Regions from separate parts of the Homo sapiens genome. Here region 2 is linked to region 1. Evidence: chromatin contacts called from ENCODE Hi-C or POLR2A ChIA-PET data. All regions are on one chromosome and are shown on one strand. Each heading gives the region's core, a stretch centred on a gene start or an enhancer-like site at or near the end of the contact. The rest is flanking DNA. Distances are from core to core; before and after follow the strand shown. Region 1 overlaps FCHSD2 (FCH and double SH3 domains 2). Region 2 overlaps FCHSD2 (FCH and double SH3 domains 2).

The links. Hi-C counts contacts between places; a loop is a spot of excess contacts on that map. ChIA-PET counts read pairs that join two places held with the same protein, here RNA polymerase II (POLR2A). Pooled maps may share reads with other maps.
Region 2: a loop to region 1 is called in a map of PC-3, with 7 times the contacts of the local background. The contact joins two enhancer-like sites. A Hi-C loop is called at or near these places in 3 of 168 maps with a recorded cell type or tissue (B cell, CD4-positive, alpha-beta memory T cell and PC-3), 14 of 37 single-sample maps with no recorded cell type and 10 of 50 pooled maps. POLR2A ChIA-PET finds 5 or more read pairs at or near these places in 4 of 52 experiments (GM12878, OCI-LY7, T-cell and 1 more).

The regions. Positions count from the first base shown.
Region 1 is chr11:73,032,093-73,037,361 of GRCh38, reverse strand. The region is part of intron 3 of FCHSD2 (FCH and double SH3 domains 2); the gene reads left to right. Among named protein-coding and RNA genes, the nearest start is that of FCHSD2, 110 kb to the left of the region's middle. Within about 2 kb of position 2,866, at least 3 of the 41 ENCODE cell types and tissues checked have a DNase peak (open chromatin) inside an H3K27ac peak, as active enhancers do.
Region 2 is chr11:73,071,225-73,076,606 of GRCh38, reverse strand. All of the region lies in intron 3 of FCHSD2 (FCH and double SH3 domains 2), which reads left to right. Among named protein-coding and RNA genes, the nearest start is that of FCHSD2, 68 kb to the left of the region's middle. Within about 2 kb of position 3,551, at least 8 of the 41 ENCODE cell types and tissues checked have a DNase peak (open chromatin) inside an H3K27ac peak, as active enhancers do.

The DNA.
Region 1 (5,269 bases), core at 1,617-4,116:
ACTATATGTTTGTCCAGACACATAGACTGTACAGCACTAAGAATCCTAGTGTAAACCATGGACTTCAGATGACTGTGTTATGTGTCAGTGTAGGTTCATCCATTGTAAATGTACCACTGTGGTGGGGGATGTTGTTAATGGGGAGGCTATGCATGTGTGGGGGCAAGTGATACATGGGAACTCTCTGTACCTTTCTCTCAATTTTGCCATGAACCTAAAACTGTTCTAAAAAATATGAAGTCTGTAATTTTTAAAAAATGTGAGTATCAAGAGAAGAATATAATAGAATTCTATAAATATCTTCCAGGTGATGAATATGCTCAAAGTCATATGCTCTTGAATTGATATCAGTATTTGGCAGTCCCTATCTGTGTGAAGACATTTGCAAAGATGAAATATTTAAAATCTAATTACAGATCCGCGTTAACAGATGAACGTTTGTAATGGATTTTGATGGTAGGGAACACTAACTTTGAATTTCAATTAAGCAGAATATGTGTATTACAGAAAATTGTACTCAGTTTTTAAAATTTTATCAATAAAAAGTTTGAGGAAAAAATTATGAGTGAACACAATATTTGTGGAGGAAGACTTCTTGAGGGTTGAAATGTTAGTACCTTGTATATAGTAGAAGTTAGGCTTTGTTACACGGATGAATAAATACACAAATAAAATTACCTATTACTCATTGGACTCAGTAAGATACCCAAAGTAGAACTAAAATTTATAGACTTGATTCTACATTTAATAATGACATTGAAAGTTTTTAATCACAGTAATCATGATTATAATTTATCAGGGACTTGCAGTATGCTAGTCATTGTACTCATCATTAAATTTAGGTTTCATTATTATGCCCATTTTACAGTTGAGGAAACTAAAGCTCAAAGTGACTAATGAAATTATTTTCAGTGTCAATTTATAAATAAATAGTAGAGCTTGGATTTGAACCCACATTTATTTGACTCCAAAGACCGATATAACGTTGTGAAATATTGTACAAAATAGTGATTATGAAGCTTGGGTTTTTTTTTTTTGTCTTTTATTTCCTATACTTCTTTGGTTGTTTCTTACCCTTCACACATTTCAAAATTATTATGTTGGCTCCAATACTTTAATGTTTCTAATTGTATATTTTTCTTCCTTTAAAACCTGCCCACAGGTCAACTCCACTGGGAAGCTTGGAAGTCAAATGACCCATGTTCTAATCCCAGTTTTACTACTGGTTCACTTTGAGCCCTGTCCAAGCCAGTCTACTCTTAGCCTTTAGTTTTTTCAACTAAAAGTAAGAAGTTTGCTTAAATATTTGATCATTCTTGTTTTAACAACATTAATAAAAACTGGGCGAGGAGTGGTGGCTCACGCTTGTAATCCCAGCACTTTGGGAGGCTGAGGTAGGCGGATCACAAGGTCAAGAGATTGAGACCATCTTGGCCAACATGGTGAAACCCTGTCTCTATTAAAAATACAAAAATTAGCTGGGTGTGGTGGTGCACGCCTGTAGTCTCAGCTACTCGGGAGGCTGAGGCAGGAGAATTGCTTGAATCTGGGAGGCAGAGGTTGCAGTGAGCCAAGATCGCGCCACTGTACTCCAGCCTGGTGACAGAGCGAGACTCCATCTCAAATAAATAAATAAATAAATAAATAAATAAATAAATAAATAAAAACTGAACATTTCAGTACTGTTCAGTACTTAAAATAGCATTTGGCATATTGTAGAAAATTCTCAGTAAGTACTTATTGAATAGATGAAGGTATTAAGCACTTAATGTATGCCATACATTGGGCCAAGTGCTTTATAAACACTGACTCATTTGCTTAGCAACAATGAAGTAGGTACTATAACTATCTTTATTTCTGAGATGAGGACATCCAAGATAAAAACAAGTTAATGGCCAGGCGCAGTGGCTCATGCCTGTAATCCCAGCACTTCGGGAGGCCAAAGGTGGGTGGATTGCTTGAGCTTAGGAGTTCGAGAACAGCCGGGCAACATGATGAGACCCCCGTCTCTACAAAAAATACAAGCCAGGAGTAGTGGTGCGTGCCTGTAGTGCCAGCTACTCTCTTGAGCCTGGTGGGTGTGGAGGTTGCAAGTGAGCCAAGATCGCGCCACTGCGCTCCAACCTGGGTGACAGAGCGAGACCTTGTCTTAGTACGTACATACATACATACATACATACATACATACATACATACATACATACATACATAAAAATAAAAACTAAAAACAAGTTAAATAACTTGTCAAGGTCCAGGAGTTAAACCTGAGAATGTGTGTCTGTGCTCTTAACCAGTATACTAGTTGTTCCCAATAGTGGCTGCATATCAGAATCACCTGTGAAGTTTGTTAAACTATCAGTGTCTCAGCCCCACCTCTAGAGTCTGACTCAGCAGGTGACATTTATCCTATAGTACTTTAGCTGCCTGTGGAGTGACCTTTTTAAAGGTACTACTTTGCACCCAGAGGATTTTCAGTTGTGTTGTTGACAGACAGATTGACAGTCTTGGTTCTTTTGACTTTTAGTCCTTCTATAATTTATTTTCTTTTGCTGCTTCGAAGTTCTGGTCAAAATTCACCTGATCCTTAATAAGTAAATTGCAATGCTCTATTTACTTTTACTTTAAAATTTGCAGGTCATTTTGTGCAAATAAGTTTATTGAAGTTGAAAAAAATTGGGAAACTTCAACAATGTAGGCGATGTAGTATCAAGAGTTAAAGCTTACTTTGACTGACTTTTTCTTTACTATGAGTATAAATTTGCTGAGTTCTGAGTATTGTGTTTTATTGATGTGGTTCCTAACTTGAGATGTTTTCACAAGAGTGGAAACTTTGATCTCTATTTCCTTGGTACAGGCTCAGCCTCTGGTACCGAATTTTAACATTAGTAACAGTTTCTGGTGTGTAATCATTTGTGTTTTAGGTTAGACAGCTGGAAATTGCTTCTTTCAGGAAGAGGAACGTTTTTGCATGTTTGTGTGCTACCAAAGTCAAATCAGACAGGCTACATGAGAATTTCTAGCTTCATGTTTTGAAGTAGGTGTGAGCACTTGGTCTTAAAAGGCTTTTAAAAAATTCCACTTTAACGTATCTGTAAATATATTTAAAGAAAAACCTTAAAGGGGAGGGAGAGCATTAGGACAAATACCTAATGCATGTAGGGCTTAAAACCTAGATGATGGGTGGATGGGTGCAGCAAACCACCACGGCACATGTATACATATGTAACAAACCTCCACATTCTGCACATGTATCCCAGAACTTAAAGTATAATAAAAATAATTTTTTAAAAAAGAAAAACTTTAGAAAGAAAAAAGCAACTCTTAAAAAAAGATGATATATTTGCTATCGGTATTAAAATTGTCTATTATATTTTCATGATTTCTATTCGTAATAACATGATAAATAAAATTTCTTTAAAACAACATTATTGAATGTTTCTGTGTCATAAGCGTTGTTTACCATCATGTTTCAACTTCAAGTCACGTCATCAAATAGGTAAATACAGTATACTAGTTGTTAACTGGGATGTGGGAAAAAACCTACTTAACCTAGTTAGCTTGGTGTCTTATCCAAGAATACTCATAACTAATTCACAGCAAAGGCAGTACAGTACTCAAACTCAAGTGTTGACTTCAAAGTCCTGGTCTTTTTACTATTGCCAATAACCATAAATTATATAAATTTGTATAGAATTCCATAGTTTGAGTATTTAATTAACATAGTTTTATCCTGGTTTGGGAGTGTGGATATGCTTGTAGTTGCTTCATATCTTTTAATGTTAGAGGAATATTCTTGTGGAAGATGTCTTGTGTAGCGCCCTATAATTCCTCCATTTCTGTGCTACATCTAGTAGATCTAAAATGTGAGGGGTCAGAGTATGTTTATAAGCGGAGACCTTAGAGATTACCTGTTTCTGTCTCTTCTGTTCATAATTCTAAAATTCTTTGCACTAAAACTTGTCCCATTTACATCTCTTTGCCTCCATACTGTGCATATCATCTTTGGACAGGACTAGAGTGGTAGCCTCCTATGGGTCTCCCTGACTGTAGTCTAACTACTTTTTTTTTTTTTTTGAGTCGGAATCTCGCTCTGTTGCCCAGGCTGGAGTGCAGTGGCGCGATCTCAGCTCACTGCAACCTCCGCCTCCCGGGTTTATGCCATTCTCCTGCCTCAGCCTCCCGAGTAGCTGGAACTACAGGTGCCCGCCACCATGCCCAGCTAATTTTTTATATTTTTAGTAGAGACGGGGTTTCACCATGTTAGCCAGGATGGTCTCGATCTCCTGACCTCATGATCCGCATGCCTCAGCCCCCCAAAGTGCTGGGATTACAGGTGTGAGCCACCGCACCCGGCCAATCTAAGTACTCTTAATCCATGTTTCCCACACTGCAGCTAGAATGATTTTTAAATCACATTTTAGTCTGATAATGGCACTGCACTGCTCGCAAGCTTGATTTCCTGTTGTCTTAAGGTAGTCCAAACATAAATCCTTGTGTGATATAGCCCTTACTTATTCAGTCTCACCTTTAAGCCATTCTCCCTTTTACAAGCTCCATGCCAGCTTGTATGAAGTTTCTTGAAGGGGCTATGTTCCCACTTGCACCCCACCTCTCGTTACAGGCTCTTTTTTTTTAGATGTCAATTTTCATTTCCTTTGGGGAAGCCTTCCCTGACTCGATCTCTCTGCTTTATGTTCCCATATACTTTCCTGTTGTAATACCTACACCAAATGGTGACTTCTTGAGTTTTTCCTCTTTGTTGTGCTTTTTTTTTTTCAGTTAGGAAGGTAATAAACATTTGCTTTAAAAATACTGAGCAATTAAGTGATAGAAATAGGCCAAGCATGGTGGCTCACACCTGTAATCCTAGCACCTTGGGATGCCAAGTCGGGAGAATCACTTAAGGCCAGGAGTTTGAGACCAACCTTGGCAATAAAGTGAGACCCTGTCTCTATAAAAAAATTAAAAAAATTAACCAGGCAATGCACACCTGTAATATTAGTTTCTTGGGAAGCCGAGGTGGGAAGATCGCTTAAGCCCAGGTATTTGAGGCTGCAGTGAACAATGATTGTGCTGTTGTACTCCAGCCCGGGCAACAGAGTGAGACCCCATCTCTTAAAATAAAAAAACATTGAACAATCCAGTGGTATAAAGAATAAAAACTAAAAGCTCTTACTTTTGAACCTCATTTCCAAGTTCATATGTATTCTAGAGTATATATGCTTACATGTTTTTTAAATTAAAATAGGACCGTGCTATTCATTTTTCT
Region 2 (5,382 bases), core at 2,302-4,801, 39 kb before region 1:
ATTCAGTTTTAGAACATTGCCATTATTCCAGTTCATCTCCTGTGGCTGTTTGAAGTCAGTCTCTACTTTTATCCTGAGCCCAAAGTAACCATCAGCTTTATGTCTCTCTAAAATTGCCTCTTCTGGACGTATCATACAAATGTAATCATATGGTATGTCTCCTTTCTTGTCTGTCTTCTTTCGCTTAGCAGATATTTTTGAGGTTCTTACATGTTTTACTATGCATCATTAATTTATTCCTTTTTATTGGTGAGTAGTGTTTCTTGGCACAGATATATAACATTTTGTTTATCCATTCACCAACTGGTGAACATTAGATTGCTTCCCATTTTCCCATGTTTCAAATTTGGTTATTAGGTATAATGCTGCCTAATAACCATATTAGTCTTTATTTAGACATGTTTTCATATTTCTTGGGTATGTACTAAGAGTAGAATTTTCACATCATTTGGTGATTTTATGTTTAACATTTTTTTGTTTGTTTTTGAGATGGGTTCTCACTCTGTTGCCCAGGCTGGAATAAAGTGGTATGATCATGGCTCACTGCAGCCTCGACCTCCCGGGGGCTCAGGTGATTCTCCTATGTCAGACTCCCAAGTAGCTGGGACTACAGGTGTGCACCACCATGCCTGGCTAATTTTTGTGTTTTTAGTAGAGATGAGGTTTTGCCACGTTGCCCAGGCTGGTCTCGAACTCCTGGACTCAAGCGATCCGACTGCGTTGGCCTCCCATTGTGATGGGATTACAGGCGTGAGCCACCATGCCTGGCCCCCGTGTTTAATGATTTTTTCTTTGTTGATTTTTTTTTTTCTTTTGAGACAGTCTTGTCAGTGGTATGATCTTGGCTCACTGCAAACTCTGCCCCCTGGGTTCAAGAAATTCTCATGCGTCAGTCTCCTGAGTAGCTGGGATTACAGGCACGCACCACCACTCCCAGCTAATTTTTGTATTTTTAGTAGAGATGGGTTTTGCTATGTTGGTCAGGCTGGTCTCGAACTCCTGACCTCAAGTGATCCGTCCTCCTTGGCCTCCCACCATGTTTAACTTTTTAACAAATGATCAAACTGTTTTCCAAATTGACTGTATCATTTTGCATTTCTGCTTTGCATTGTGTTTGCATTCTCGTTTTGCAATGCATGAAGGTTCTAGTTCTAGTAATGTCCTAGCAAATACCTGTCATTGTCTGTTGTTTCTGATAATAACAATTGTAGTGGCTATAATCAATCATTATGAATGGTGCCACTGTGAACATTCTTATATGTATCTTTTGGTGACTATATGAATGTGTTCTATTGGGTATTTACCTAAGGAATGGAATTGTTGTGTCATAGGTTATGTGTTGTTCAGCTTTAGGAAATATCATGAAATGGTTTTCTCAGGTGATTATTGCAATTTACAATCCTGTGAGCAGTGAATGAGAGTTGTTATTGCTTTAAATCCTCACCTATACTTGGTTTTGTCTGTGGTTTTCATTTTAGCCTTTCTGGTGAATATATGATGGTAAAGAATTGTGGGTTTGATTTGCACTTTCCTGATGATTAATGAATTAGAGGAACTTTTCATATCTTGATTGGGCATCTAAATATTTTGTGTTATTAAGTGCCTGTTAAAGTCTCTTGTTGGCTTTTCTCTTATTGATTTATGGTCTTTCTTTCCCTGCCTCCCTCCCTCCCCACTGTCTGTCCGTCCATCCTTGGGACAGGGTCTCACTCTGTCGCCTAGGCTGGAGTGCAGTGGCGTGATCCTAGTTCACTACAGCCTCGAACTCCTGAGCTCAAGTGATCCTCCTACCTCAGCCTCCCAAAGTGCTGGGATTACAGGCATGAGCCACTGTGCCTGGCCAGTTTTACTATCTCTTTATACGTTCCAAATTTGACTCCTTTGTCAGATGTATGTATTACAGATATCTCTGTAATCTCATGTGGAAATGTTTTGTTTGATAGCTTTTTATCTGTTAATGGTTTCTTTTGATGAAAACAAGTTTTTAATTTTAAGGAAATATATTTTTTTTCTTTTATATTCAGTGCTCTCTTTATGTCCTACTTAAGGGTATATTGCTATCCTAAAGTCCACCTTGAGGTGTGTTATGCAATGTTCTGGAATTTTTATTGTTTAATATTTCACATTTAGTTCTATGGTCTTTCTGAAGTAAATTTTCGTATGTGATATTGTATTGGGGTGAGGATTTCATTTTCTATGTGGATATTCAGTTGAAGCATATTTTATGCTTGCACATATGCTTGCACATATTTTATACTTGCACACATAAGTCCTTGCACATACAGAGTTTTATTCTATGATATTATGTAGTCTTGCAAGCATATTTTGTGCTTCCTCAACTGAAAATCCATATAGAAAAGTTTATTTTTCTATATGGATTGAAAAGTTTATTCCCCCTGACTGCACTCCAGCACTGTATTGAAGTGATATTTTGTGGCACATTAGTTAACTGTGTATGTAAGTCTGTTTCTGGACTTTTTATTCTAGTCAACTGACCTATCTTTGAAATATTTTTTTCCCGATATCACACTGTTTTAAGTACTTTGTCTTTATAACAATAAATCTTGATATCTGTTCGTTTAAGATCTTATACTATTATTGCCCTTTATATTTTCTTATAAATTTTAGAATCAGTTTGTTAATTTCTCCCATATGCTGCCTGATATTTTGATTGGACTTGGTTTGAATCTTTAAGTCAATTTAGGGGGAACTGATATCTTAACAAGTCTTCTAGGTACTGTGATTACAGCAATGCTCAAAAAAGAAAAAAAAATCCTTGCACATGTACAGTTTTTATTATTTGATTTTATGTGGTCTTCCAGTTAAATATATTAACTTCTTTCTCTTCAAAGCCACTTATATGGCATTATGGCCAACTGGAAAAGAATGACTTTTATAGAAAAAGAATAATTTTATAGAATTATTACGAGGAATGTATATTGTTATCCTCTGTGCAAAGGATTGATTGACTAAAAAGATTGAGCGTTTGTGAGGTTTACAGAGCATACAGGTGAGCCATCCTAAAAGAAAAATATTGTGAAGGAAATTAATTCAAGTGGGATTGATCGTATGACAGCAATTTGGAAAATTTTATCTCAAGCACATGCAAAGTAAACTTGTATTACCTCTTTAGGGCGATGTTAGAAGAAAGAAAGAAAATAATATTGCAAAACCTTGCTTATATAATTGGAGGAATTCAAGCAGTGAACTTTTTCAAGTTGCTTGGTAGTTTCAGTTTCCTACAAGAGTATTAATGTTTTATTTTTAAGTATGGTTTGTGAAGTTCACTTTGTAATTCTCCAGAAGTAACAGATGTATTGCATATCTGTTTCTACAAATGACAAATGTATCTGTGAAAACAGAAGTCATGTAAGAATAACTGAGCAACATTAAATATTAGGGAACAATCAAGTCTAGCTTCTGACTGCAATTAGCTAACCACTGAGGTGTTGGTAAAATCATTTGCAGTACTCAAACTGAAATTGCTACAGGCAAGTGCTGTGTATTAAAGTACTTCCTGTAGTCTTTGGCAGAATGCTGCTAGTGAAGGAAGGATACAGAAGGTTACTGTGGCTGGAGAGAAGGAGCAGGAAAACATTGTGGACTTTAAGGGCGGCTCCTTGCTTAAAGACAAACACAGAGTAAACACAGACATGTTGGCAAATACCCTGTGGTATTTATACTGTTGCACCTAAAATTTTTTGCTATTTTTACTCTTTTAAGAAATAAAATTATGAAGACTTGGGCATACTATACAAGAAGTTAGTGTTATGTGCATGTGGTGGGGGTTCTTTTTTGGTGAATTTCATCTGCATAGAAACTTAAAAATGTAGCTTAATTTAGCGGTGTGTGGTTACTTTTCTGTCTAATGCTATTAGAGATTAATGGTGAATATATTTGGAGCTTTTCTTTCTGCCAATCTTGTCCTATAGAACAAATAAGGAGACAGGATAACTATCACAATAGGACGTCCACCAGGGCAAAATTGAGTATTATTTTCTGTGTCCTGTTTTGTAAATTACTTTTTAAAATCTTACTGTTTATTTTTATTTCATTTTTCCTTATCTTATAACAGTGTTTAGAAATTCATATAGAAGGAAGAGCAGATGGAGTCCTCTCCTGAAATAGTTGGTACAGTTTGATTTTTAAGTTTTTAAAAACTTCATTAAAGGAAGTTTTAAAAAACTTCATTAAAAATTTAATTAAGTTTTTAAACTTCATTAAAGAAATGGTGGCTATAATTAAATGTTAGTACTCTTGGGGACATAGATTTGCTAGTAAGTTTCACTTTTTCATGGCTATTCGGTAGCACATCTCGTAAAGGTGTTGAGAGGAAATCATTGTTGATGCTGATCCCCATTATTTTCCTCCCCAAACCTTCTGTTTCTATTAATTAATTTAGTGGTTAGGCCAGGATAAAACAGAGTGGAGAGAGGGGAGAATTCATACTAGATCTGTGATTTTGAACCTTTTGTGTGTGAACATGCCCGTTTTTATTTTGGCTCCTTTTATACAGGACATAGTGGTCTGCGTATGTCTTCACTCATTTGTTGTTTACCTGGTCCCACTGGTTGAGTTTGAGTCCCCTGCCCTGACCGCTGATCAAAAAATAAGATTTTTTATAGGCACCTCTGTCTTAACCTCTCTATATCAGTTTATGCTGTGGACTCTTTCTCTGTATTTTGGGTTAAAGAACATATATTAAGATCATGTGTCAGGCACTGTTCTAAGCACTTTACATAGATTAACTCATTTATGTTTTCCCTATAACCTTTGAGGGATACAGTAGTTACTGTTATTCCCATTTTATAATTGTGGACACCAAGACAAGAAACCTGTGTTTCACTCTGTCCATTTCCCTCCCTTCAAATAATCTACTACTGGACACTTTTTTTTGTCTTTTTGTTGAGATGGAGTCTCATTCTGTCGCCAGGCTGGAGTGCAGTGACATGATCTCGGCTCACTGCAGCCTCTGCCTCTCAGGTTCAAGCGATTCTCCTGCCTCAGCCCCCCGAGTAGTTGGGACTACGGGCACACACCACCATGCCCAGCTAATTTTTTTTTTTTTTTTGTATTTTTAGTAGAAACAGGGTTTCACCATGTTGGCCAGGATGGTCTCAATCTCCTGACCTCGTGATCTGCCCGCCTCGACCTCTCAAGGTGCTGGGATTACAGGCGTGAGCCACTGCGCCCAGTCCTGGACACATTTTAAGAGAGACATTGGCAGTCTGAGGTGCATCCAAAAGATGACCAAAGTTGGTGGTGGGGTTGGAAATCATGCTTTTTGGGAAAATGGTCAAAGAAGCTGCATTATTTTCAACAGCCTCCATTATAGATTTCATGTGTATGCACGTGAATTGAATTTGACTAGTTTTTGTAACT